Linked DNA regions of Homo sapiens: region 1 is linked to region 2. A link is an interaction called in ENCODE POLR2A ChIA-PET data of the cell type or tissue named here. Cell type or tissue: OCI-LY7. All regions are shown on one strand. Links, peaks and the distances in the headings refer to the core of each region. The heading gives the core; the rest is flanking DNA. Region 1 overlaps TTL (tubulin tyrosine ligase). Region 2 overlaps FBLN7 (fibulin 7).

Region 1 (11,594 bases), core at 1,850-5,849, 380 kb before region 2:
CTCGGCTCACTGCAACCTCCGCCTTCCAGGTTCAAGTGATTCCCCTGCTTCAGCCTCCTGAGTAGCTGGGATTACAGGCGCCTGCTACCACGCCCGGCTAATTTTTTGTATTTTTAGTGGAGACGGGGTTTCACCATATTAGCCAGGATGGTCTTGATCTCCGGACCTCATGATCCGCCCGCCTTGGCCTCCCAAAGTGCTGGGATGACAGGCGTGAGCCACCGCGACTGGCCTCTTCCCAACTTTATGTCCATGTGTACCCAATGTTTAGCTCCCACTTTTTAATTTTTTTGAGACAGGACTTGCTCTGTCACCTAGGACAGAGAGCAGTTGTGCGATCTCTGCTCACTGCAACCTCCTCTTCTCAGGTTCAAGCGATTCTTGTGCCTCAGCCATCAGAGTAGCTGGGATTACAGGCATGCACCACCATGCCTGGCTAATTCTTGTATTTTTTATAGAGACCAGATTTAATCATGTTGCCCAGGCTGGACTCAAACTCCTGGCCTCATTTGATCTGCCCACCTTGGCCTCCTAAAAGTGCTGAGATTATAGGAGTGAGCCACCGTGCTCAGCCTAGCTTCCACTTACAAGAGAACATGAGTTATTCCAAACTTTGTAATCTTAGGATAAGTCCCACTTAGTCATAATGTATAATCCTTTTTCTATGTTGCTGGATTTGGTTTACTAGTATTTTGTTGAAGATTTTTTCCGTTTGTATTCCCAAGAGATTATTGGTCTGCTATTTGCTTTTCTTGTGACATCTTTGTCTGGTTTTGGTATCAGGGTATTAAGAGTGACCTCATAAAGTTGAGGACACTCTTCTCAATTGAGGAGTATTTTCTTCTCTTCTATTTTTTAGGAGACTCTATGAAATATTGGTGTTAATTCCTTACCATCTGGCTTACAATCTGGTCCTGGGCTTTTCCCTGTGGGAAGTTTTAAAAGAATTATTATTAGTCCAACCTCTTTACTTGTATATTTCTTCATTAATACAGAAATTAACAAAATTTGTTACTGATTTCTGATTTTATTCCAACATGGTCAGAGAACATATGTAGTATAATTTCAATTCTTTTAAATTTACTGAGACTTGTTTTATGGCCTAGCATGTGATCTACCCCAGAGAATGTTCCATGTGCACTTGAGAAGGATGTGTATTTTGCTGCTGTTGGGTGGAGTGCCTTGTAGATATTTGTCAAGTCTAGTTGGTTTATAGTGTTTTCTATTTTCTTGTTGATCTTCTGCCTAGTTGCTCTAGCTATTATTGAAATGGAGTTTTGAGGGTTCCAACTATTGTAGTTAAATTGTCTGTTTCTTCCTTCAATTCTCTAAGTTTTTATGTCATGTATCTTTAGGCTGTATTGCTAGGTACATATGTTTATAATTGTCATATTTTCCTAATGGACTGACCCTTTTATCAATATAAAATGTCCTTGGCATACAAGTGGCCAAGAAACATATGAGACAATGTTCATCATCACTAATCAACAGAGAAATGGAAATCACAACCACAATAAGATATCATCTCACGCCAGTCAGAATAGCTATATTAAAAAGTCAAAAAATAACAGATGCTGAAGAGGCTAAGGAAAAAAAGAGAATGCTTATACACTGCTGGCAGGAATGTAAATTGGTTGAACCACTGTGGAAAGAAGTTTGGAGATTTCTCAAAGAATTTAAAACAGAGCAGCTGGGCATGGTGGCTCATGCCTGTAATCCCAGCACTTTGGGAGGCTGAGGCAGGTCGATCACCTGAGGTCAGGAGTTCAAGACCAGCCTAGCCAACATGGTGAAACCCTGTCTCTGCTAAAAATACAGAAATTAGCTGGGCATGGCGGCACACGCCTGTAGTCCCAGCTACTTGGGAGGCTGAGGCAGGAGAATCGCTTAAACCCAGGAGGCGGAGGTTGCAGTGAGCACAGATCACACCACTGCACTCCAGCCTGGGTGACAGAGAGAGACTCCACCAAACAAACAAACAAACAAACAAAAACAGAGCTACCATTCAACATAGCCTCCCATTACTGGGTATATATCCAAAAGAAAACAATTCATTCTACCAGAAAGACACATGCACCTATATGTTTATCACAGTGCTATTCACAAGAGCAAAGACATGGAATCAACCTAGGTGCCCATCAACAGTGGATTGGATAAAGAAAATATAGTACATATATACCATGGAATACTATGCAGCCATAAAAAAGAATGAAATCATGTCCTTTGCAGTAACATGGATGCTGCTGGAGGCCATTATCCTAAGTGAAATAACACAGGAACAGAAAACCAAATATTGCACAGTCTCATAAGTGGGAGCCAAACATTAGATACACATGGACACAAAAATGGCAACAAGAGACACTAAAGATGACAAGAGGGAGAAGGGAGGGAGGGGTGCAAGGATTGGAAAGCTAACCATTAGGTACTATGCTTACTACTTGGGTAATGGGATCTGTACCCCAACCTCAGGACCCATGTAACAAACCTGTGTATGTACCTCCAGAATTTAAAATAAAAGTTGGAACTATTAAAAAAAAGTCCTTCTTTGTCTATAGAAACAATTTTTTTCTTAAAGTTTATGTTGTCTAACATTAGTATAGCTACTCCACTTCTCTTTGAGTTACTGTTTGCATGGTATATCTTTTTCCATCATTTTACTTTCAACCTGTTTGTGTTTTTGAATCTAAAGTGTGTTTTGCCAGGTGCATTGGCTGATGCCTGTAATCCCAGCTGCTTAGGGGAGACTGAGGCAGGAGGATTGCCTGAGGACGGGAGTTCAAGACCAGCTTGGGAAACACAGTACGACCCTATCTCTAAAAAAAAAAAAATTTTTTTTGGAGAGATATCTGCACTCCCATGTTTACTGCAGCCTTGTTTGCAATAGCCAAGATTTGGAAGCGACCTAAGTGTCCATCAGCAGATGAATGGATAAAGAAAATATATTGCTTATACACAATGGAGTACTGTTCAGCCATAAAGAGTGAGATCCTGTCACTTCCAACAACATGGATGGAACTGAAGATCGTTATGTGAAGTGAAATTAGCCAGGTAAGTTTTGAAGTAAGCCAGGTCCTATCTCTAAAAAAATTGTTTTAAATTAGCCAAGTATGGTGGCAGGCACCTATAGTTCCAGCTACTTGGGTGGCTAAGGTGGGAAGATTACTTGAAACCAGAAGTTTGAGGCTGCAGTGAGCTATCATTACACCACTAGACTCCAACCTAGGCAACAGAGCAAGACTCTGTCTCTAAATAATAAAAATAAAAATAAAATGAAGTGTGTTTTTTGTAGATAGCATATAGTTGGATCATGATTTTTAAAAAAAATCAATTTGCCAATCTCTACCTTCTGATTGGAGTATTTAATTCATTTGCATTTAATGAAATTACTGATAAGGCAGGATTTATCTACCATTTTACTGTTGGTTTCTTTAGGCCTCTTGCCTTTTTTTTCTCCTCTATTTTTCATTACTTCCTTCTCTTTTCTTATATATTTTCTAGTGTAACATTTCTGTTTCCTTGTCATTTTTTACTATATATTTAAAATTATTTACTTAGTGGCTGGTGTGTCTTGAGGTGGACTCTTTGAGTCTTTCCTGCTTAGAATTTGTTGAGCTTCTTGGATTCACTTTAATGTTTTTCCTCAAAGTGGGAAAGGTTTTGGCCACTATTTCTTCCAGTATATGTTTTATCCCCTTCCCTCTCTCTCACTTATCTATTCTAGGACTCCTATTATGTGTATGTTGGTATGTTTGATGGTGTCTGACGGGTGTCTGAAGCACTGATCATTTTTCTTTGCTGATTTTTTTTTTCTGTTCCACAGACTGGATAATCTCAAATGACTTCTAATTTGCTGATTACTTCTTTTACCAGTTCACACATTTTTTAAACTTCTCAAGTAAATCTTTCATTTGCATTTTTGTACTTTGCAACTCTAAAATTTCTACTTGGTTCTATTTTATAAACTAACTTTCTTTCCTTTTTTCTTTTCTTTCTTCTTTCTCTTTTTTCTTTCTCAATCTTTCTCTTTTCTTCCCTCCCTCCTTTCCCTCCCTCCCTCCCTTTCTCCTTCTTTCTGCCTGCCTTTCTTTCCTTTCTCTTTCTTCCTCTCTCTTTCTCCCCTTCCTACCTTTCCTCCCTCCCTCTTTCCCTCCTTCTGCCTCTGTCCTCTCTGTTTGTGCAGACACTTAAGGTCAGACGAAAGAGCTGGGGAATTCTCAGGTCTCTTCTGGGCATGTGCACAGTCCTACACATGTGTGTGGCCTTCTGCATTCTTAGGAATAGGTTGAAGCTTTTCAAAACGTCCTATAGAAATCTCATTCCCAGTTTTTCCTTCTAAGTCTTTTGGTCAGTTTGTTTGTTCCAACTGTTACAGCCACCTTAGGAAGCTGAGATGTTCAACAATTGCTGTTGATTTTTTTTGACAAATGCACCCAGGGAAAAGGTTGTTCACACTGGGTAACCTCTTAGTCACATCAAATAAAGACAAGACCTAGGAGTAGGGACTTACATGGAACTACCAAAAAGGCCAAATGGCAATTCTCTGGTAATGAAGCTTTGGAGGAGTTCCAATCCCCTTCTGAGCCCTACGGTGGCTGCTCTGCTGCTGGATGTCAGCATGATTGTGTGGCCGAGGCTGTTGTGGAGCTGGGGAAAGGGGGAGTGGGAATAGGGTACATTAAAATGTCAGAAAGCTTGCTTTTCTTACCCAGATGCAACCCTTTCCTTTTTTTTTTTTTTTTTTTTTTGAGACAGAGTCTCGCACTGTCACCCAGGCTGGATGGAGTGCAGTGGCGTGATCTCGGCTCACTGCAAGCTCTGCCTCCTAGGTTCACGCCATTCTCCTGCCTCAGCCTCCCAAGTAGCTGGGACTACAGGCACCTGCCACCGCGCCCGGCTAATTTTTTGTATTTTTAGTAGAGATGGGGTTTCACTGTGTTAGCCAGGATGGTCTCCATCTCCTGACCTCGTGATCGCCCGCCTTGGCCTCCCGAAGTGCTGGGATTACAGGCCTTTTCTTGAATAAATGGATTGCTGCAAGCCTCTGGTTAATGTCTAGACAGTTTTGCTAGTGTTCTCATTGCTTTTATGGAAGAGAGGGTTTTCAGAGGTTGTTACTCTATTATGCCCACTGATGTCCTCTCATAATTTTTGAAAGGAATTATGCTTGCAACAATCTTCAAGTTCTGCTACTATGTATTGCATTGGAGAGGGGTTCATTTTCCTTTGCCTTCAGGGACTGCTATGGTTTGAATGTGTTCCCCAAAGTAAATGTGTTGGAAACTTAATCTCTACTGCAATAGTGTTGAGAGGTGGGACCTGTAAGAGGTTAGGTCACGAGAGCTCTACCCTCATGAATAAATTAATGATGTTATGCCAGGAGTGGGTTAGTTATCACAGGAATGGGTTGCTAGTTAAAGGGTGAGTTAGACTCCATTCCTCTCTTGCCATGTGATGCCTTCTGCCATGCTGAGGCAGCAAGAAGGCCCTCACCAGATATAGCCCCTTGATATTGGACTTCTCATCCTCCAGAACCGTGAGCCACATACACTTCTCTGTAACATTCTGTTATGGCAATACAAAATAGACTAAGATATGGAGGGATGCTTTGGGGAAAACACTTCTAAAATATGGGTTATGGGAGAACTTCAGGTTAAGAAGGAGGTGTAGCTACTGACAGGAAGTGGGACCAGTCTTTAAGAGAAGTCTTCCAAAGGCTTTGGGCCTGTCCACTCTCAGGGTCCTAAGTAGGTGCCTGCCTGGATCCATGTCTGCTTGCACCCTGCACCCTGCACCCTGCCCATGCAATCTCTGCTGAGTCCACTGGGAATGTGTCATAGTGTATGTGAAACCTGTTTGGAGTGGAGTGCCTACACAGGGCTTCTGGCATGGAAACCTCCTCTGTGCCAGAGGTATATTTATGAAGTGGAAGCAGCCACAGAAGGCAGGCCAGCCATACAAAGGAAAGATGTCCAAAGCATTCAGCCTTATTGCACAAGAAGTTACAAGTTAATAACAATTTGCATTAATGAAACTCTTTCTATCCACAAGACTAAGCATCTCAGGTGTGTGAGGTTTATAGGTATTTAAAAACCTGGCCTTGGTGAAATGCTTTACAAGAACTCGATACACAAGACACGTAAGAAACGATGGGCTGGGACTTTGGCAGCTGAAATAGTCTCAGTGCTTCACTGAGAAGCTCATCAGTTTTGAAGGACAATCTGTTGGCTTATGTATTGGGTAACATCCTGGGGTCAGCAAATTACTGCACATCTGGCCTGCTTTTATACGGCCTATGAGCTAAGAGTTGGAGAAAAAAACAAAAAGTATGCAAAAAAGGCCCTACATGGTTTGCAAAGCCTAGCAGATTTATTATCTGGCCTTTTACAGAAAGTCTGTCTACCCCTGAGTAACGGCATCATGGATTTATATTTACTTTATTATTTATTTACTTTTGAGACAGGGTCTTGCTCTGTTGCTCAAGCTAGAGTACAGTGGTGTGAACATGGTTCACTGCAGCCTCACACCTCAGCCTCAAGCGATCCTCCCACCTCAGCCACCACCACATGCCACCATGCCCGGCTAATTATATGGTGAATTTAAATGACCAGTGATATCCCAGGACAGTCAATACCTACAACAAGAACCAAAGAGCACAAAAACACTTGAAATATCATTACTTTACTTTAGTGTTCCAGGCATTTTAAATATTCATACAATCGCCTTATTTCAGCAGTCATTTCCTCTCCAGTACAGATTTTGTGTCCAGAACCAGAGCCATGTACGTCACTGAATTTTCTCTACAGCACCCGCATGCTACACGGGACCTACTCCGGTGCCCATGTCTTTGCTAGTAGAGCCTCTCACCACACTTGCAAGAGGGCTGGACCTCCCCTTGCTTGATGTAGCCTCCACTGTGAATGAAAACACACTTTGTCACTTCGATCACAGTACATTTCCAGCACTCCCAGGTGTTCCATGTATGTGGCAATCATCCCACAGAGCTAGTGACACATCATGTCAGCTGGTACCTATGTCAGCACCTGCTCCACTATATCATACAGATGCTGAGGCACTTAAATGTTCTTGGTAAAATGGAGTTCATAATTGCCATAGGAGTTGAGTTTTGGGGAAAGGGACTTTCAATAATTAATACCCTTAATACATATTTAGCAGATTTATAATTTCGTGTCTGTTTACATTTGTTGTCAAAGCTTCATAAACTATTTATGTAAATGAAAGCATGTTTGAGTTTCCAAATGCTGCTATGACAAGCAAACAGAGAAACTGCTTAGACAACACCTGCTTGTGCCATAAATACATACGGCAACATCCGGTCATCCTTAAAGAAATGCTTGTGTTTCCAAAAAGAATTTTTTTTTTTAAGTCATAAGCCTTATGCAATTCTTCCAAGATAATAATGTGTTTGTCCTTCCTTCTCAAGCATGGTTCAAGGCATCTCAAGGCATATTGCTGTCTGAGGTTCTGATTTAACTGTCCGGGGGTACAGGGGAAGAGTGGGCACTAACATTTTTTAAAAGCTTCACAGTCATTCCAGCATGTAGTCAGTGTTGAGAACCTTGGTACTAAAGGCTCTTGCATCTTCCTACTGTCACTTGTCCTCATCAAAAGCCCTTGAGGTAGTCCCTGGGTCAGGCAATGATCTCTTTCATGGGCTAAGAAACTAAGGCACAGAGAGGTTAACAGGCTCCTCTGATACTGTGCAGTCAAATGACAGAACCATGATTGCAACTGACATTTCCAAATAAACCATGACTCCTCCCCCAGCAACGGGTAGCACTTACATGGACCAAAAGTATGAAGCCTGACTGGGAGCCAGGCATAACCTTCTGTGTCAAGGACATCATGGAAGGGAAAGGAACAGTTCTGAACCAATCATTCCGCATGAACAGAAATAAATACATAAAGCCAGGCTTGGTGGTGTGCACCTGTAGTCTCAGCTACTCAGGAGGCTGAGACGGGAGGACTGCTCAAGCCCAGAAATTCGAGGCTGCAGTGTGCTATGATTACAACTGCGAATAGCCACTGCAATCCAGCCTGGGCAACACAGTGAGACCACGTCTCTGTAAAATTTTATTTAAAATTTATTTAAAATTTATTTAAATTTATTTGAAATTTAAAATCAAATTTTAAAAATTTAAAAAATATTTTTTAAAAAGGAAATAAGTTCCTAAGATACTTATTGGAAGCCACATGAGGAATGAGGCATAACTTTTTCTTTTCTTAAAAGTCTTACTTCCCTCTTATATATGCCATTGAGTCAGGTTTCTCAGAAAATCCATCAAGATTCACAGACTTCCTGACATCTGAATTCTTAGCTCTGTTACTGTGAGGGCTAGAAAACTCGTGAATGTCTCTATAATTTGGGTCCAAAAGATAATTACAAACCTCTGTTAGCATGTGACAGCAATACAAAAATGCCCATGCTTTCCCTGTCACCCGCCCACCTAGACTTGCCAGGGACCCAGAACCCTACACGTTCTAACTGGGTATACATCTTCCCAGGATCCGATCAGATCTCACTCCCATCTCAGAATTTCCCAAACACCAACCCATCGGCTGCGTTGGGCCTCAAGGATTAATGACTACAACTGACTGTTTTATTTTGCTCTACAGGCAAACTTTTAAATCTGTATTCTGGGTAACCCCCAGGACGTTTATTTTGTAATTCCAAATTTCCATGAGAGCCAATTCACCTGGGACCTTCTCCACTTCACCCCAAGGTAACACCCTCACATCCTATCAACTATTGCTGTACCTAAGAAATAATTTCTATCATTATTGCCTTTTTCATTGTAAGTTCTCACATCTCATCATGTTCAAGGAGGCATTGATTTTCTCCTCTTTTGTAAAAGTCTCACCTGACTGCAGAAATGTTTTCTTGAGCCAAGTAGAAATGAGGAATGGAGCACACATAGGCATGAAGAAAGAACGTAGCACGTTCTGGTGGGGAGGGCAGTTTTCAATGGGTTGCTGTGATTTCCAGGACACTCTAGGAAGGGCCTGTTTACTCAGCTTACACTGAACACAAATGACATCTTGTTCTCCCTACTGCTAGTGATGTGGCCTCCTGAAAAGCCTATAAAGTATTAGTTAATCCAGTAAGCGGAAGCCACTTCTAACAGTACACATTTGTTGAGATTTACAAGACACTGTGTGGAGATGAAACCACTTCTTTCCCATTTTAGAAGACTTCCCCATTCAGGCAGGATATATACTCTCCTAATACCCACAGGCACAGGAACTCGAATCCTTCCTGGAAGGAAACCTGTCCCTCTAGCTACTGCAGAAAGTGCTTGGGGGCATAAAAAGAACAAAAAGGGGGAAAGCAACCTTTGTCTGGGGCAGGGCCACTTGGGGAGTGGAATTTTACTGACTCCTCATCCTCAAAGAGGTTTTTACAAACGTTTAAAAAAAAGTAAAAAAAGAAAAAAAAAGGGAACTAGGCAAAACTGCATTTAGAATTTTGGTTAAAGCAAAGAAAATTGAGAAAATTGAATCATCATATTTTCAAAGACCTACCATATTCAACCTATTAAGTAAAGCAATATATCATGTTTTTTTCTCTCTCATGCTTATTTGATGCTTACAGGTTCAGGGCAGACTTGCCACTTTGTTTCTAAAACATGCAGAGAGCAGACTTAGAGCAGCATATGCTGTTTTGGGGCCCAACCCGCACAAACCCTGACAGGTGACTGACCAAACACCATCAGGAAGGTGATGAGGGAAACCACCTTTGCCGAGAGGCCAGTGCACAGCACAAAACTAAGGACTGTTGGTGCATGCTTGTACAGAGCTTAGTGTGGCAGAGTGTTACCGAAGGGATGGGTGGGGAACACACAGGCAACCTCCAATATGCTCTGACGTCCAATCCATAGTCCAGAGCAGTGGGGCTGCAGCCGGGCATGGAGCTAAGGCACTAGGGCTGCAGTGGGTGGGAGGCACCGACCAGAGGTCCCAGTGCCCTGCCGTTCCCGGGGAGAGGGGAAGGAGCTCTGCTCACAAAGCTGCCTTTGTGTACCAAAGTTGTTTTCAAAAGTCTCAACAGCACTGCTGAGAGCTACATCTGGGAAGCCCCCTGAGCAGCCCTCTCTTTGGGAGCTGCCTCCTCTGCTCACGTGCCTTCTTCCATCTCATCTTTGCGAGTTGCCTTTCTTTCCCCTGCTGTGGGCTGGATAAAGAGCAATCCAGTCATTTCACCATTCCCTGGAGCAGGACCCCGTGCTTTTTCCAAGGCAGCAGGGAGTGCCCTCTGTCACAGCTTGATGAAGGCAGCTGGCTGGGTCTGAGGTTGCTCCACATCTGGGGGTGGGAAGACACTGGAAATGGCTATGTCCACGATGCCTTGGCACAGTTCTGCATAGAGCTTCCTGAAATGTGTTTTTAAAAATATCATTGAGGATGTTCATCAAAGTACAAGCAAAAAAAATAGATGTTTTTTGTTTTTGAGACAGGGTTTTGCTCTGTCTCCCAAGTTGGCATGCAGTGGTGCGATCATGGTACATACACTGCAGCCTCAAATTCCTGGGCTCAAGGGATCCTCCCACCTTAGCCTCCCAAGTAGCTGGCACTATAGGTGTGCCCCACCATGCCCAGCTAATTTTTAAATTTTTTGTAGAGACAGGGTCTTGCTATGTTGCCCATGCTGCTCTTGAACTCCTGAGCTCAAGCAACCCTCTCACCTCGGCCTCCCAAAGTGCTGAGATTACAGGCGTGAGCCACCGTGCCTGGCAGTTTTTCTTGTTTTTGTTTTTTACCAAGATCTGCCCTAGAAATTCTATATCATGACCACATTTCTAAAACTGGTTGCCACTCAGCCAGAGAGAAAGGTCGGGTTACCCACAAAGGGAAGCCTATCAGACTAATAGCGGATCTCTCGGCAGAAACTCTACAAGCCAGAAGAGAGTGGGGGCCAATATTCAACATTCTTAAAGAAAAGAATTTTCAACCCAGAATTTCATATCCAGCCAAACTAAGCTTCAAAAGTAAAGGAGAAATAAAATCCTCTACAGACAAGCAAATGCTAAGAAATTTTGTCACCACCAGGCCTGCCTTACAAGAGCTCCTGAAGGAAGCACTAAACATGGAAAGGAACAACTGGTACCAGCCACTGCAAAAACATGCCAAACTGTAAAGACCATAGATGCTAGGAAGAAACTGCATCAACTAACGGGCAAAATAACCAGCTAACATCATAATGACAGGATCAAATTCACATATAACAATATTAACCTTAAGTGTAAATGGGCTAAATGCTCCAATTAAAAGACACAGACTGGCAAATTGGATAAACAGTCAAGACCCATCAGTGTGCTCTATTCAGGAGACCCACCTCACGTGCAGAGACACACATAGGCTCAAAATAAAAGGGATGGAAGAAGATCTACCAAGCAAATGGAAAACAAAAAAAGCAGGGGTTGCAATCCTAGTCTCTGATAAAACAGACTTTAAATCAACAAAGATCAAAAGAGACAAAGAAGGCCATTACATAATGATAAAGGGATCAATTCAACAAAAGAGCTAACTATCCTAAATATATATGCACCCAATACAGGCGCACCCAGATTCATAAAGCA
Region 2 (11,594 bases), core at 3,046-7,045:
CCACCTCCCCGCGTGTTCCCTGGCCACCGTGCCTAACCCAGACCTCCCCAGACACTCTTCCCCAGGTGCTCACTCTGCTGTCTTCTCAGTATCTGTAACCATCCGAACTTTCTTATTGACTTGCCTCTTTCTAGATATGCGGTCAGTCCTCTCCATCAGAATGCATCTGGCCTATGTTCCTGTGTATCCCCAGCACCAGCCCACTGCCTGGCACATAGTGAATACTGGATAAATCATAAATCATTCTTGAACAAATGAATGAATGGAGCCTTATTTATTGCATCTTTACTATGTGCCAGGCACTATATTAGGGACTTAGGCAGGCACTATATTAGGGACTTGGGCTATATCCATGAACAAAATAGACAAAACCCAACCCTCAGGAAGCCCACCATCTAGCAGGGGAGATAATAAGCAATGGCGAAGTGTGGGGCCATGTAGAAAATGAAAGCAGGGAATGATGCTGGAGATGCTGGAGAGAGGGCATCATTTTGAATACAGTGGTCAGGGCAGGCCTCACCAGAACGAGTTGAAGGTGAAGGCACAGCCAGACAGATGTCTGGGGAGGGCAGAGGGACAGCTGGTCAAACATCCTGAGGTGGGGATGTGCCTGGCAGGTCTGAGGAATGTCAAGGAGGCAACAGGACTGGAATAGAGTGGACGAGGTGGAAAGTAGTTAGACATGAGTCAGGCAACAGGATCAAGACAGCTCAGAGTTACACGGGGCATTGGAAAGAAAACAAAAAGGCCATGCAACTTGTTCTCCGTGTGAGACCGGGCCTCTGGAGGTCTCTCTCAGCAGCACTCCTGCTGCGGTTTGATTGTGAAGTGCCCGTACAAGAGGAAGGGGAGGGAAGCTCAGGCCAGGGTAGTAGCTGAGCATGAGGGACATGGTTCGAATCCTGGCTGCTCTGTGAAGATTTCCCGAAGGACTGATGTGGTTGGAGAGAGACGGGGTGAAGCTAGCCTGTTCCTCTTCTTTTTGCAACAGAGCATCACGCATGGGCGACGAGGGAATGCCCAAAGTTAGGATGGCTTGGATTTGGATTCAGTTTAGATGGAAATTCAGAGCCACTTCTAAAATGCATTTAAGGTAAATTCCAAGTGTCATTTGCCATGTTCATATTTTAAACAGGCACAAACAGAACTGTTGCTTCAACTGTGCAGGTCAAAGCAAGTGACAGAGTCACTGAGCATCCCCCATGAGGATGCACTGATCAGGGGTGTCCTGGACCAGAGGCCATTAAGGAGCGTGATGGGCCTCCCTGTCCAGGAGTGCAGCTGGCAGGATGGTGTAGCCCTGCCCAAAATCCCACCTGGGCCGGACACAACCTAGGGTTCTTTGAGGAGCAGCCGTGGCAGCCTGAGCTGGGGCGGAGGGAGGTGCCGGACCCTCCGAGGATGCTCGGTGGCCTTTGGTGATTGGGGAATATCTGCCCATTGCTGCATCGCCTTCCTTGAGTAAAGCTCCAAGTTGGCCCCCAGTGGTAATAACCTTGTGAGTAGCAAGCGAGTGAGAGCTCACATCCCAGGACTCGGCTGCTCCCGGGGTTCTGCCTCAGCCTCTGAAATAAATTACTTTATAGTTCTTTTTTTTTACATCTAGTACTTTATTGCGTTAAAGAGTTTTAAAATGCATTGGGGGAAAATAGTAGGGTCTCTTTGGGGATGAAAAATCTTTAAAAACCTCGACAAAAGAAAACTACCTGCAACTCACAAATACACCATACCTGAATAGATTGAACAGTATCTGGCACTTAATAGATGCTTAATAAATGTGAATGGAGTGGATTAATGGATACAAATTAATTAAAAATCAATTTGTAGTCACATCCCAAATGGGAGCTGAAGGCCCTTCTCTAGTGACAGAAGGGGAACGTGTCCTTTGGTTGATTCTGTTGGCGAGAAGCACATCCTACTGAGTGTGCAGAGCCACAGCGAAGCTCCCTGCGCCTTCCGAGGTGAAGTTAGCATGTAAGGAGTGAGACCCACAGTTAAGCAGTCTCAGCAACATGGGGACATGAATCCGCTGAGGCTGCTCTGGATGAACCCTGAAGCTGATGGGTTGTGATGATGCACCCAGGAAACAGGAGGGAGGTACTTCATATGGAAGCCAGAGAGGAAGACCAAGAATTCTCCAGAACTGGAAATTATTCTTCCTGACTCCCAGCAAATTCCCTTAAAAAAAAAAAAAAAAGGCAAAACAGGCCTGGCACAGGAGCACCCGCCTGTAATCCCAGCACTTTGCGAAGCTGAGGCTGGAGGATCGCTTGAGCCTGGGAGTTCAAGATCAGCTTGGGCAACATAGTGAGACCCCATCTTTACAAAATTTTCAAAATCAGGTGCAGTGGTGTGCACCTGTAATCCTAGCTACCTAGGAGGCTGAGGTGAGAGGATCGCTTGAGCCTGGGAGGCTGCAGTGAACTAGGATCACTCCACTGCTCTCCAGCCTGGGTGACAGAGCGAGACCTTGTCTCTCTTTTAAAAAGCAATAAGGTAGTTTTCCCACTATGTGCCATTTGATCTGGGCAGGTGTCTGGCTTTCCTCCAGGTGCGGGCCCAACCCCCACCACACCCTGAAAAGGGATCCTGACAGCTGCCTGTCCTCTGCAGGGCTGTCACAGGATCAGCCTCTGCACGCATAAAGTACCCAGCACGGGGTCCCCCACACACTTAGAAATACAATACATGATGGCGATTTTTTAAAAAGAGAATTTGGCACTTTAAAAAATGTTGTACATTTCAGAGATGAAAGCCCCTGAATCTTGGGAAGGAGGATGAATAATGTAATAATAACTGCCTTTCTATCTGTCTAGCGGGCAGGGCCCTCTCACATGGGCAGGGCCCTCTCACATGGGCAGGGGAATTGTATAACATTCCCTGTGGGCTCCACTGAAACTCCCAGGGACCGCAGGCAGCTCTGACCCCATGAAAACAAGGAAGGCTTTGTGGAGTCAGGCCTTGACCGCTAACTTACTTGTCTTGGCCTCAGTTTCCCCATCTGAGGCAGGAAGGAAAGACACCCTGCCTGCACCATGGAGTTGGGGTGTGTGGAGCCCCAGTGAGGGCTTGGGCCTCACAGTGCCTTGGAAAGTGTGAGGCTTGGCTGGTGGTTATTTCTGCAGCTGTGGAGCCAAGGAAAACAGGAACGGACTCAGTGCCGTTGAGAGCTGGATTTGCCACCATCATCTCCGAGAAGGTAGGAAATCCAACGCCTTCCCCAGGAAACTTCAACTCACTCAACAAAGACAGCCCTTGATAAATGTGTCTGCAGTGAGTAAATGATGTCAGATATTCCACAGGCTCCTGACTTTGAATGAACATGATGACTGGCCCCTGTCCCCCAGCACCCTAAGACACCGGAGGAAAACCAGCCGCCCATCTCTGGGTCTTGGCGGTGTGAAAGCTGTTACAGGGCAAGCATGAAAAAGTGCCCTTGTGTCTGTCAGAGTCCTGCCCTCATGGGAGGGAGTCTGGGGTGTCGGCTGTAGCCTCATCAGACAAGTGGAACTTGTCCTCAGCAGCCCTTCCCTCCCAACCGTCCTGGTACTAACGGGGACTCCCTGGAGGGTGCACTTTCACGCCTGAAGCACTGGAGCCAACCTTGGTCATGGACTGGAACCAGTGTATTGCACTGGCTCGGGCTGAGTGTGTGTGTGTGTGTGTGCGCGTGTGCGTGCGTGTATGCGTGCTTGTGTGTGCGTGTGTGTGCGTGCGTGTGTGCGTGTGCGTGCGTGTGCGTCTGCGTGTGCGTGCGTGTGTGCGTGCGCGTGTGTGCGTGTGCGTGCGTGTGCGCGTGCTTGTGTGTGTGCGTGCGTGTGTGCGTGTGCGTGCGTCTGCGTGTGCGTGTGCGTGCGCGTGTGCGTGCGCGTGTGTGTGCACGCACAGAGGGTGTGGAGGAACGCAGTGCTTTCCACTCAACTCTGCTATGAACTTAAAACTGCTCTAAAAAATTATCTTAAAGTAAAATCAAAAATGAAAACAAAACCAAAACTGGATCCAACTTGTGGACGGGGAAGGGAAAAGCAGTGCGTGATCTAAAAGTGGCGCCTTGCAACAGTTTGGTCCGTATGAAGACGTGATAGTTGTTAAGGCCAGAATGAAAAGGCTGAAGAAGAAAAGGGGTGACATTGAGGCTGAGGGAGAAGAAAGGGGGCAGCTGCCTTTCTAATGTGCTCCCCCCACCCCCACTGCCACCAACCAGGCTTACAAATGGGCCACAGATTGGCCCGGCGCGGTGGCCCACGCCTGTCATCCCAGCACTTTGGGAGGCCGAGGCGGGCGGATCACGAGGTCAGGAGATCGAGACCATCCTGGCTAACAAGGTGAAACCCCGTCTCTACTAAAAATACAAAAAATTAGCCGGGCGTGGTGGCGGGCGCCTGTAGTCCCAGCTACGCGGGAGGCTGAGGCAGGAGAATGGCGTGAACCCGGGAGGCGGAGCTTGCAGTGAGCCGAGATCGCGCCACTGCACTCCAGCCTGGGCGACAGAGCGAGACTCCGTCTCAAAAAAATAAATAAATAAATAAATAATAAATAAAAAAGGGGGGGCCACAGTTGGAAGATGGAAGGTGATGGGGGAAGGGTGAGGGGTGACGAGGGGCCTCCAGCTGGGAGCGTCTCGGGGAGAGTGCTCGAGTGCTGCGCTGCCGCCCCAGCGGTGCCGACGTGGGGACCCACCTGGAAGGGCATCTGGGCCCACCCTGCCCACAGAGTTCTGCAGCGCGGCCAGCCGGCTCTTCATGTGGCGGATGCCCTCGGCGAAGCGTGTCTCCTGGCCCTTCAGCAGCTGCTGCAGCTGGCGGATGGCCGAGAGGAGCTGCTGTTTGCTGAGACAGTTCTGCGGAGAGAAGACATCGCCGCCACCACCCATTGAGACTGACTCAGTCCCACATGCTTGTCTGAGCTTCCGAAATCGCCGAAGCCACGGGGTCCAAACCGCGTTTGAAGCTCACTCAACGCAACGTAAAAGTGACCTGCCGCTGGACAGCCCCAAGTACATGCATGGTAGCCCCAGTTCACCCCTTGACAAAAACAAAATGCAGGCAGGACGGATGACTCTAAATGACCGGGTGGATGAACAGTTATTTGAACCCAAAGAGCCTTATAATCACCACGCTGCCACTCTGAGAGATTCTCTCTAATTCTTCACTCTAAGTTAATGCTCTGAAAACCCTGGGCCTTGGCAAACATTTTCTTTCTGTCACTCTTAGACATTTTTAAAAGCAAAGGGCCAATAATACATGTAAAACAGGCAAAACAGGAATGCCCAATGGTTCCTATTCTTTAAAGACATATAACATGGGAAATAAGAAAAAAAAAAACTCACTAGAGTTAAAGAGGCATTCAATAAAAGTCAATGTTCAGTTCTGATGATTTTTTTTTTAAGCCATAGAAAGGCAGAAAATGGAGGATCATGCTTATCATGATAAAGGCTACCTAACTTAAAGCAGCATCAAGCATCATACTTTTTGTTTGCTTGTTCAAACAACAGAAACTTATTTCCTCACAGTTCCGGGGCTAGAAGTCCAAGATCAAGGCATCGGCAGTGTTAGTTTCTGGTGATGTCTTCTAGATGGCAGATGGCCACTCCCCGGAGGTGCCAGCATTCTACTTAATGCTAAAATTCTCAAGGTTTCCTGGCCGGGTACGGTGGCTCATGCCTGTAATCCCAGCACTTTGGGTGGTCAAGGTGGGTGGATTGCTTGAGGCCAGAAGTTCGAGACCAGCCTGTGCAATATAGTGAGACCTCATCTTTACAAAAAATTTAAAAATTCAGCCAGGCTCGGTGGTTCATGCCTGTAATCCTAGCACTTTGGGAGGCTGAGCCGAGCGGATCATGTGAGGTCAGAAGTTCGAAACCAGCGTGGCCAACATGGTGAAACCCAGTCTCAACTACAAATATTTTTAAAATTAGCCGGGCATGGTGGCAGGTGCCTGTAATCCCAGCTACTCGGGAGGCTGAGGCAGGAGAATCGCTTGAACCTGGGAGGCAGAGGTTGCAGTGAGCCGAGACTGCACCACTGCACTCCAGGCTGGGCAACAGAGCAAGACTCTGTCTCAAAATAATAAATAAAATAAAATAAAATAATTAAAAACAAAAAAATTAGCCGAGCCCGGTGATGTATGCCTGTAGTGCCAGCTACTTGGAAGGCTGAGGTGGGATGATTGCCTGAGCCTGGGAGGGAGGTTGCAGTGAGCTGCAATCACATCACTGCACTCCAGCCTGGATAACATTGAAACCCTATCTCAAAAACAACAACAACAACAAAACCAAACTAAATATTTCCAATCTCAACTGCCTTTAAGAACCAGGACAGGCTGGGCACGGTGGCTCACGCCTGTAATCCCAGCACTTTGGGAGGCCGAGGCGGGCGGATCACAAGGTCAGGAGATCGAGACCATCCTGGCTAACACGGTGAAACCCCATCTCTACTAAAAATACAAAAAATTATCCGGGTGAGGTGGCGGGTGCCTGTAGTCCCACCTACTCAGGAGGCTGAGGCAGGAGAATGGCGTGAACCCCGGGGGGCAGAGCCTGCAGTGAGCCGAGATCGCGCCACTGCACTCCAACCTGGGCGACAGCGAGACTCCGTCTCAAAAAAAAAAAAAAGAACCAAAGAACCAGGACAGGCTGGGTGCGGTGGCTCACGCCTGTAATCCTAGCACTTTGGGATCACTTGCATCCAGGAGTTCAAGACCACCCTGGGCAACAGACTGAGACCCTGTCTCTACAAAAAATAAAAAATTAGCTGGGCATGGTGGTGCTCGCCTGTAGGCAGGAAGATCACTTGAGCCTGGGAGGTTGAGGCTGCAGTGAGTCATGATTGCACAACTGTACTCAGCTTTGGTGACAGAGTGAGACCCTGCCTCAAAAAAATTAATTACCTAATTAAGAAAAAGAGCCAGGACATGAAAAATAGTAAAGGAGGGGTGAATCAAGTGGGGAGGGATGGGACCTCGGCCTTGTGGAGCAAGCAGGTCTCTACTAAGGCCATTCACATTCACTGGGGGCTGTGTGTTACAACAGCACAGCCTGGACTCTGCTGCCTGCACAGGAGACAGGAGACACATCAAGACGATGATGGTTATCTTTAGGGATAGGCTTATGGATTATGTTTTAATTTAATTTAATTTTTTTTTAATGAGATAGAGTCTCACTCTATCACCCAGGCTGGAGTGCAATGGCACAATCTCAACTCGCTGCAACCTCCACCTCCCGGGTTCAAGTGATTCTCATGCCTCAGCCTCCCTAGTAGCTGGGATTACAGGTGCCCACCGCCATGCCCCGCTAATTTTTGTATTTTTAGTAGAGACGGGGCTTCGCCATGTTGCCCAGGCTGGTCTCGAACTCCTGACTTCAGGTGATCTGCCTGCCTTGGCCTCCCAAAGCGCTGGGATTACAGGTGTGAGCCACCGCACCCAGTCTTAATTTTATTTTTTCTACTTAATTTTTTTTCTACTGAGTATTGGTTTTATAATTCAAAAAAACTCTCTAAAATACAGTGGAACAGTAAAGTGGCAGGGAGGTGTGTGGCCCCCACAGCCAGGGTGGCTTCCAGCCTCACCAACGAAGCACCACAACCACAACCACCACCACCACCGCGGTGGGAATGGAGCCACTGCCGCTCTCCCAGGGAGGCTGCCAGGCCTCTGCACCGTGGAGATTTCACCAAACAGATGACTCACTGGCCAGACTGAATGGATGCTTTTGACACAGTTGAATCCCCAGTTGCCCCTGGAATTCGTTAATCCCGGGGGCTCCTGGGCCTCCACCATACCCAGGGCCTGACCAGGCACAGCCCCAAACGCAATTGCTCGGAAGAGAAGTTTGGTTTGTTTTCCTTCCTCCTCCCACGTTGTGGTCCCTCCCACGCAGGTCCTGGGGCACTCAGGAGCGACCTCCTGCAACCCCGTACCTGCCCAGCACCGTGCAGCCCTGCCACCCAAACCTGATTTCCCACACCCACGTCCCCTTCCTTAAAAAAGGGGGGCTCTGCTTTTATAGATGACTTCATGGTTTATATGTCAATTGCATTTGTGTACTTCAGTCTACAAAGAGCTTCTTCGCTGTAACAAAGAATAGTTCAGCTACTGGCCGGCAGCAACCCCGTGGAGAAACGGGGCTTGTCTCCATTTCATAGAGAAAGATATGGAGGCTGAAAGTCAAACACCTTCCCCCAAATCATGGGGCTTAGGAGCAGTAGAGCCAGGCCAGGAAGTCTGACTCCCACCCAGCCCCGCCGGCCACCCCAATGGACTGCCTCCTTTGTTCTCACAGGCTCCTGTGTGGTGAATGATCTTATTGATGAATTTGCACTAGGGATTGATAGGACTGAGCCCAAATGCCCCACAGTAGATTTCTCACTCCCGTGCAAAGTTCAGGTTGGGCACCTGGGCAGCGGGGGCAGGAAGCGTGAAGGGAAGGTGGAGGAGACGTCCTTGCCCACATCCAGCCAGGCGAACAGCTGCCTCCTGCGCTACGAGCTGGCCAGGCCCTGACAGCTGAAAGTGGGTTCGCGGAGCCGCAGCTGCCCCGGGTACATGGAGGGCTCAGTTTTGAAGCCGGGAGAAATCTGTGCCAAAGGCTGCGCTGGGAAGGGCAAGCATACTGCCAGGAACCTGGGGTGATGGCCTGGGGCTCCAGGAAGTAAAGGAAGCAGGGGAGTGTGTGTGGAGGGACAGGGTCTTGTCTTCTACTTGGCCGCTGGGCAGCCAAGTATTTCTAACCCCAGTGCTGCTGGCTCCAGGCACAACTGCCCTCTGCTTCCGGTGCCACTTCCTGCTCCGTGGGCAACAGGCGCCAGCTGCTTTCTCCCCGGTGCTCATTGAGGGTGAGATGTGCCCAGCTTGCCAGTTACCACGGAAAAACCTTAAACATCTTCAAGACCAAGCAAACCAAGGCTGCATCTCCGTCCCAGGCGGGGAGGGAGACAGGAAGGCTCCAGGCTGACTTGCCGAGGGAAGGTGAGGAGGCTGTGGCCCATCCCAGCCTCCAACCTCTCTGGGGTGAGGCTGATGAAACAGAGCGTGGTACAAGGAAGCATCTTGCTGCTCTCGGCAAGCCAGCATGCCGGGGCTGGGGCCAGGGAGCCCGAGAAGCAGAGAGTATCCGTGCCTTTGACATGAGGTTTGAGGGTCTGAGCTGCAGCTGCTCCTAACAGGGCAGGTCCTGGATGCCATGCTCATCTGTCACCTGAGTTGGTATAGGCACAGGCATCACCGAGCTCCTTTGCAAAGCTAGATGATGAAGCTGGAATCCTTACATACCAAGACATGCACCCATGAGACCCACATTATGGGGACAAATGAGGTCATGTGAGGGGCCTGAGACCCCAGTGCCCCCTTTTTCCAAGCTGAGAAAGCTTTATCATTTTGCTTGATCATAAAAAGAAAGCATAATCTCTGCAAAACAATTCAAAATACAGAAAAATGCATTCAAACAAAGAACAAGTCCCACAACCAGAGACAACCACTGTTAACTTTTCGTTGGGTTTCAAGTCTTGGGTTAGACACAGGTGCTCCCTTGCACAGACGTCACCATGCAGCCCCACAGGATGCAGGCTCTATGTCAGCTCTTTCCCCTCAACACTGGCTGTGGCATCATTTTCATGTTAACGAGCAGAGCAACCGGCCTGTCTCTGAGTCTCAATTCTCATTCCTCAATGCACTCTTTTCAGTCTGGGCAGGGGGCTCCTTGCCCACAGCCACAGTTGTCTGCCATTCCCCTCCCAAACCCACCACCCTCCCCTGCTCTGAGCCATGCATGGAAGCAGGCCATTTCCTTCCATGCACATGTGGTCCTTGCTGAGGTCAGGCCAAGGGTGCTGTGAGGGGCTATGGGATGGACAGGAAGCCGGCCGGACCCTCAAGGGCTGTCCACCTGCTGCTCAGTGAAGGGCTGGCTTTTGGGTGAGGCTTTCCCATCTCAGGGTTCCAGGTCCCAACAGTGAAAAGCAACCCCAGGCTCCGCACAGCCCTCGAAGCTGACCTCCCACTCTCCAAGGTGGGAGTGGGTGAAGGTCAGATCCAGACAGGGCAGCAAGGGGAGGCCCCTGCACACCAGGAAGGACAGAGCGTGTTCCAGAGGCCGTCCCCTCGAAGCTGAGGAAGCTGCCATGTCTGGGTCCTCACTTTCCCAGGCCTCTTCCAGGGCTCTTGAGGCGCCCCGTTTTAAATCTTTTTCTTAGAGAGATCCCCTCAAATGGTATAAATTTTCATCCCTTCAAAACCAGTCGTGGCCCAACTTATGTCATTGACAATAAATAATGACGAATAGTTTCCATTTCTTTGAATTAATAACTTCTTTGAAATGGAACTAAGAGGAGACATGCAGTGAAACCTTCCATCTTTGAGTAGAAAAATATCAAGGTTTACCGTTTCTGTTATGAAACTCTTTAAAGGGGTGAGTACTTCATCTAACTTGACACCAATGGCAATGTTTGCAGAGAACCAGTTAGAGAAGGAACAACAGATGTCACCCCATCCAGGTTTTTCCAAGCTGGAGTAGAGGTGGCATGGATGGTTCTGGAAGACGCAGACCAGTGCTGAGAGCTGGGCGAGGGGAGGAGCTGGTTTTAAGGCTCTTGGAAGCAAGAAGGCCCATGGAACGCTCCATCCACCCCTGCCCTTCTCCGGGAATTCTTGTCCATCTCCCCTCCAGCCCCTTCTCGCACAGTGTTTACTCCGGCGGGTCCACGGAAGATTCCTCAGAGATCACCAGGCTCCCTTCCTCTGAGAACCAACTACCACTTGCAGGATGGCTGGGCCTCCAGAGACATTTCGTACCCCCAGACCCTACCTCCTGGTCCAAGGGTGGACACAGCCAAAGATGGGTGTGTGTCCCCCGGCTCACCCGGTCCCCTGCCAGCAGGCCTGACCCCTCTCATCCCATCCAGGCCCCCATGCTGTTTGGGCTCACTCCGAACCTGCTCTGAAGGCAACAGAGGGTACAGAGAAGCTTCAGGAGTATGTACGGAAACATGGGGACTGGTCCCTGGGGCTTCTGTTCTCCTGTAACCTGGCTCGATGGTCTTCCTCACAGTGACAGTCTTGGTACAGTGACACCTTTTGAGAGCCTCTTTGGTGACAATAGAGCTCCAAGACCTCCGATGGCCACGGATGACCCCTAGACTTGGAGGGGCCGTCTCCCACGCTGGTTTCTCCCAAGCCACAGCTATGCGTCACGTCAGCATTTTGTTAATGGGAACACAGATGTTTTGATGCCTTAGGTCTCTGAAAGGACCGAGCAACTTACCAAATGTGAGCCTGCTGGCCAAGGCTCGGAGTCTTCAGCGTCTGAGTCATGTCGAATTCGTGAATGTGCTCTCTACAGAACTTATTTTTATTTTTCAACTGAGCCAGAGGCGGGTTATAAATCCTCGACTACTCTTCATGCCAGAGACCTCTGCTCAGCACCCACATATATGAGGAGAGAAAGTGGGTGCTTCTGGAGGAAGTGAGAGAATTTCACTTGGGGAGTTGCCTGAGGCCTTTGGATTAGTCAGAACTCTCTACAGAAACAGAAGCAATAAGAAAGAGATATATATTATATATACACACACATGCATACGTATACATATGTAATATTGTAA

The links. ChIA-PET counts read pairs that join two places held together with the same protein. Peaks named below come from ENCODE experiments on the same cell type or tissue, not always from the same donor. Only the 100,000 strongest peaks of a DNase experiment are listed, where the experiment ranks them.
Region 1: POLR2A ChIA-PET joins it to region 2 with 13 read pairs; 2 of 35 experiments call an interaction of 5 or more read pairs at or near these places.

What each region holds. Positions count from the first base shown.
Region 1 is chr2:112,527,475-112,539,068 of GRCh38, reverse strand. TTL (tubulin tyrosine ligase) reads right to left here. Exons shown (of 7, transcript NM_153712.5): 7 at 1-10,388. The coding sequence ends at 10,274. Among named protein-coding and RNA genes, the nearest start is that of POLR1B, 9.2 kb to the left of the region's middle. RefSeq lists enhancers at 9,473-9,973, 9,974-10,474. In OCI-LY7, for the core only: no CTCF peak of the experiment used is centred there; no DNase peak of the experiment used is centred there.
Region 2 is chr2:112,152,922-112,164,515 of GRCh38, reverse strand. FBLN7 (fibulin 7) reads right to left here. Exons shown (of 8, transcript NM_153214.3): 2 at 4,681-4,840. Among named protein-coding and RNA genes, the nearest start is that of FBLN7, 20 kb to the right of the region's middle. RefSeq lists an enhancer at 7,149-7,978. In OCI-LY7, for the core only: no CTCF peak of the experiment used is centred there; a DNase peak (open chromatin) is centred at 4,785; H3K27ac peaks cover 784 bases.